Linked DNA regions of Homo sapiens: region 2 is linked to region 1. A link is a loop called in an ENCODE intact Hi-C map of the cell type or tissue named here. Cell type or tissue: K562. All regions are shown on one strand. Links, peaks and the distances in the headings refer to the core of each region. The heading gives the core; the rest is flanking DNA.

Region 1 (2,914 bases), core at 158-2,657:
TTCCCCTTTCCTTCAAAAAAAAAAAAAAAATCTAGGATTTTGTCTCCTCTAAGGAGAAATTAGGAAGGAAAATCTGACATAATCTCCAGAGCTGTAAAACTTCTTTGTATGCCGTCACTTGAGTGCTTTTTCTTACATTCCCTTAAGTAGCCAACCTACCATGTGGCGAGTTTGTGAAGCCAGGAAGGGAGGCAGTAACCCGAGAGGCGCTGCAGGGCGGCTCCCCACGGCGAGGGAGGGCAGGCGGAGCCCCAGCTCCTCCCAGCCGGCTGAGCGCTCGGCCCCTCCTATGGCCGCAGGGGAAAAGGAGGAGAGACCTACATTTAAAAAGGCAGGAACCTACCAACTGCAGAGTGAGAATTCCCATTCGTGAGGTCAAATCGAGGTCAAGAATTTCCTAACCATCTCTGAAAACCCCCTATTTAGGGGGTCAAGTCGGGCTGGCAACGCCCCAAATCATTAACTAAATCTAACTTGATCTTCAAAAACACAGCCTAGGACTGTTTTTCTTTCTTTCTTCTGCCTGAATGTTTCTCAGTGGCATTTCTGTTACTTCCTGTTTGTGACCGGGCTTTCCTTGCCCTACTTCCTTTTTTAGGGGTTTAGGTTGCCTCGACGGCCATTTCCACTTAGATAGATGGAAAAGGGGTGTGTGTGCGTTGGATTGGAAGGGAAACAGCTCACATTTATTTTTATGTTGTAAAAGTCTTTTCTCATGCATTCACATTCTTTCATTTACGTTCTACAGCAACACTATGAGACCAACAATATGATTATGCCCAAATTACAGTTAAAGAAACTCAGGCTCAAAAAGATTAAATAAGATGTCCAAGTTCACGCATCACATAAAGGCGCAAAACCTGGATCTGCGTTCCAAGGGTCTGAAATCCAAAGGGGCTTGGGGATTTCACGAGGTCTGAATCTAAAACTGAAGTTCTTTTCATTTATTGAACCCTTAAGGGAGACCTAACTTTAACTTATTTGGCAAAACTTTATTCAGGGAAGACTTTTATTCAATCTTTATTACAGAGTTTATTCTTCAAATGTAAAGAAAAGACTTAGCTTAGTGCCTTCCCCAGAGCAGTGGGAGAATTATGAAAGATGTACTATTGCTTTTTTTTTTTTTTTTTGGCAACCTCTCTGCTCTGCTGGCTTTCACCCTGGCCATCCCAGGACCGAGCTGGGGCGTTCAAGCTTGCCTCGGAGCCAGGCCTGCACTTCCAGCGTCAGGCAGTAGGGGGAGCAAGTGTGCAAGAGGAGGAAAGCGGCTCCAATTGGGCAGGAAACGTTTGAGACCATGTGTCCTTACCCGGCTCCGGTTGAAAATTTAATTTTTTTGGCTGCCTGAATGCTTAGGACCCATGGCTCCAGGCTTCTCTGCAAAAATTTATGCTTACTGATTTGTAGGGTGGGAAAAACCAGCCTCAGGGAGTTGTAGAAAAAGATTACATGTGTCCCCTGGATCAGAGGAAGTAAAAACCTCCACACGGTTGCTGGGGAAGGATCCAGGCCTCCTGGCCTCTGCCCCTATGTGAGGGGGAGAGGACGCAGAGGCCCGCACTATGGGCCGTCCTGGGTCCAAGCATCCCAGGACCTCCACCTGAAACCTGCCAGAGAAGACAGGATTTTGTACAGTCCCTAGCGAAAGAATTGGAATGTATACAGCAAAATGGGGAGAAACGTTTGTGTTTTTTCATTGTATCCCTGGCTTCTGGAACAGCGCAGGTGGCGGCCTGGCTTCTGGTACTCACATTGACAGAGCCTGTTAACTTAGGCTGCGCTTTGACAAGCTCCTTGAAGTCAGGTGGAAAAGAAACAAATGTCCTAAGCTTGAGCCTGTACTAGGTCTAGAATAACTTTAGAGTGCTGGCAGGTCACCTCTGCTCTGGGATGTAGCTTTCTCCCATTTCTTTCTCCATTACAACTTTAGTTTCTTAACCTGGGAAAGAAAAGTTTCAAAACTGCAGCAGTGGAGAACCCCGAGGGCTGGCTGGCAATAGTGTCATTCAAAGGAAAACAGAGAAGAACCAAAAGCTGATGTTTGCCTGCACTTTGGATTTGGATATAGAAGACAACTGATATTCTTTTTTTGATGGTGGTTATGTACAGAAAACGTTGGTCTTGGTTCCAAATACACATGAGATTTGTATTCTAATGCACCTGTTCCTGTGATTTTTTTTGTTTGTTTGTTTAAAATGGTGACTTCCTAGGGTATTTTTCTAGACCAGTAGAAAAGACGTTAACCAAAGCTTCCTGTAAAACTACCATTTAGGCATCTCTGCTTTCATTCTGCTCTGGGGTAAAAACTCCCTTCACTCTGAATAAGTTAGAGAAGTATTCAGAGTAGCTGAGATGGAAATGGATAAGATGTGGACCCACTAAGAGAGATGGCAATAATCTTTGGATCGCCACCCCTCACGGGATTTCCCCTAATATAAGATGATACCTGTGTATCATTGGTATATATCATCATAGAGGTATCTATGTATCTGCAATATAAAATGATATCTATATAAGGAACTTACAATCTTCTGGTACAGTTCTCACTTCGTATGGCCCAAGAACCCATCAGAAAATTTACCTTTTATTTGCAAACACTCTAGCACAAGTAATTAACAATTAACATTGATTAGTACCCTCTAGGTGCTAGGCATAGGAAATAAAGATAAAGACCCGCCCTTGAGGCTGGGCATTGTGGCTTACGCCTGTAATCCCAACACTTTGGGAGGCCGTGGCGGGCAGGTGGGGGAGCATCACTTGAGATCAGGAGTTTGAGACCAGCCTGGCCAACAAGCCGAAACCCTGTCTCTACAAAAATACAAAAATTAGCCGGGTATGGTGGCGCACACCTGTAATCCCAGTTACTCCAGAGGCTGAGGCATGAGAATCGGTTGAACCCATGAGATGGAGGTGG
Region 2 (2,914 bases), core at 93-2,592, 210 kb after region 1:
CTGAGGAAGTTCCATATCCCCTTCTACCACATGAGGACACAGTGAGAAGGCACCATCTGTGAGGAGATGGGCCCTCACCAATCACCAAATCTGCTAGTGCCTTGGTCTTGGAATTCCCAGCCTCCAGAACTGTGAGAAGCAAATTTCTACCATTTTAAAGTCTATAGCACTTTGTTACAGCAGCTTGAACTAACTAAGACACTCCTTGGCTGCCTTCACAATGCTTACCAGGAAGTTCTCTGCAAGCCTTAAAAGTTCAAAGCCCAGAAATGGCCTCTCTTGAATGACATCCTTGGGTTTATGAATGAAATAGCCATATCTTGCATCTTTCTCCTTTGAGATTCATTCTTTTCTAATATTGCATTTACTACCCAAACAGATATTTCTGCTGATATTCATTCAATCCTACAGAGATAGACATCTAGGTAACATTATTTGCAAAATTTTTCCTGCTTCTTTTTCTTTCTTAAGAAGTTGTACCTTTCTTTCCAGTTATAATGAATAAGACAAAGCAAGTCATTCTGGACTTCTTTTTTCTCTTTTTTAAATTCATAATGGTTGTAGTTGAATAAAATATAATTTTTAATGGATATACATCTCACAGAACAGACAATACATATCTTTCAGGTAAAGCTTCTCTTTTCTCATATGAACAAATAGTATGTGAAAAATAGCAAAATAGATCATAAAGGCATCTGCATAATACATTGCAACTTTTGCTAAATTATTCTATCTTGTTCAAAATGAGACCTTCAGAAGCTTTAATTTCCTTGGCTCAATATATTGTAAGGATTAATACATATCCATTGATTTATTTATTCATCCATGTAGTATCAGTTTCATAATATGTGAGGCTCAGTGCACAATGAAAATATGGGGCCTCTTGTTCAAAAATTAAGACTTTTCTAGATAGCAGCCAGGCACAGTGGCTCACTCGAGTAATCTGAGCACTTTGGGAGGCCAAGGTGGGCAGATCACTTGAGGTCAGGAGTTTAAGACCAGCCTGGCCAACATAGTGAAACCCCGTCTCTACTAAAAATACAAAAAATTAGCCAGGCCTGGTGGTGGGCACCTGTAATCCCAGCTACTCGAGAGACTGAGGCAAGAGAATCATTTGAACCCGGGAGGCAGATGTTGCAGTGAGCCGAGATGGTGCCACTGCACTCCAGACTGGGCGACAGAGCTAGACCCTGTCTCAAAAAAAAAAAAAAAAAGAAAACGAAAAAAGAACTTTCTAGATGACAGCAGCATTAAGCCAAGCATTAAAGCCACCTGTCTAAGCATGAGTCCCTGTGTAACTCCACAGGTCCCCCACCCAGGAAGCTGGACCTGAATCCACCAAATTATAGGCCGGCCCTGGAAATACAAGGATGAGCCAGTCAGATGTGGTCTGTGCCCTCCCCTGCAGCTTGGAGAAGAAAGGTCACCATGAGGTTTAATGAGGACTCAGATAAGGGAAGTGCTGGGTCATCTAGGAGCTACCTCATCGTAGCGGCCAGCAAAGACCTTCCTGAGGAAATGACATGCACGCTGAGGCCTGAAGCTTGACGAGGCTTCAGCAGGCCAAGAGTAGGAGGGAAATTATTTTCGGGCAAAGGAAGAGCATGTAAAAGAGATTGGAGAAAAGGCTGAAGAGTGTGGCATGTCTGAGGAACCACAAGGAGTGTGGCATGGCTGCAGCACAGAGAACATTATGGGGCCTGGCTGAGGGCAAGATGAAGAGGTGGATGAGACCCAGCCCTGAAGGGAGGTTACATGGTATCCTGAAGGCAGTGGGAAGCTCTTAATGAGTTTCTTGGGCCTCTCTCAGCTGCACAATGGGCCAAAGAAGGGAAGAAATCGATGGTGGTGTCAGTGGAAGAAAACCAAGCTCCCCTGCCTGGTTCCTGATGAAAAAAGAAAAACAGCAAAAACAAAAACAGGAAGTTAGCCTGCAGAATTGCGTTGGCAGGAAGTCCTGGTTTGACAAGTCATTCAGCCTGTGCTCTGGGCCATGGACCTACCACCTTGAAGCTGGTGCTACTCCACACCTGATCAGCAGATCAGAAGAGCAGGACAGGCAGAACCTTCCTCTTCTACTGCGAGAGCTCAGTCAGTGGGAAATGTGCTCCGGGCTTCCTGGTTTGTCGCTTAGCAACACCACGTACTTGGTGCATAGGTGACCAGCACTCTCCATGAAGCCTTCCTGAGTGACTCTGCGCCCACTGTGCCTGCTGGCAGTCATGTGTTTACCGGTTTGCCTCACCTACCAGACTATGTGTTGCTTGCGAGCAGGAGATAGGTCTTACTCACTTTTGGATTCTAGTTTCTCACAAAGTAAACCATAAATGTATTGGTAAACTGAATTAACTTATACTAAATCTAGTTATATCTGAGGTATAGTATACATTCAGTCATTTTGGGAAGACAACTTGTATTAAAGATATAAAATTTTTATAAGAGAAAAGTCCTTTGAGTTCTGTGCCTCTGGCTTTAAGATATGCTTTTGACATCCAATATTTTTCTAATTTGGGACTTTTCAGAAATGATCAAGGCAATGTCCATTTGATATAGTATCCCTAGCAGACAAGGATTATGAGTTTTTAGCATTGAGTTTCCACAGGGCATGGTGTATAGTAAGTGGTTCATTATTTAATGAATGTATAGATCACATACATCCATGTACACCAATTCACACATACACTTTGCATTACTAAAGGGTTTTACAGGTACATATTCAGTAGTTTTTTTAAATGTATAAGAAAAGTATAAATAGGAAAGTGTACCATAGTATATATGATACATATCTAAGATGTGAAGATTATGTTATTATGCATCAAAAATCATAAAGGTGGATGATTATTTTGATTATTCAGCAGAAGCATTTCTCCATGCAACGTTTAATAGAAAAATATATAAGGAAGGCAAAGGCTTA

Evidence for each region. A loop is a pair of places that touch in the nucleus more often than their neighbours do. Peaks named below come from ENCODE experiments on the same cell type or tissue, not always from the same donor. Only the 100,000 strongest peaks of a DNase experiment are listed, where the experiment ranks them.
Region 2: a loop joins it to region 1, with 6 times the contacts of the local background. A loop is called at or near these places in 7 of 110 quality-filtered maps.

The regions. Positions count from the first base shown.
Region 1 is chr4:38,318,772-38,321,685 of GRCh38, forward strand. No RefSeq gene overlaps it. Among named protein-coding and RNA genes, the nearest start is that of LINC02513, 47 kb to the right of the region's middle. RefSeq lists an enhancer at 1-159. In K562, for the core only: CTCF peaks have their summits at 221 and 1,234 (motif pointing right); DNase peaks (open chromatin) are centred at 240 and 1,240; H3K4me3 peaks cover 212 bases.
Region 2 is chr4:38,527,839-38,530,752 of GRCh38, forward strand. No RefSeq gene overlaps it. Among named protein-coding and RNA genes, the nearest start is that of LINC01258, 6.1 kb to the left of the region's middle. RefSeq lists an enhancer at 1,570-1,799. In K562, for the core only: a CTCF peak has its summit at 1,419; DNase peaks (open chromatin) are centred at 1,443 and 2,043.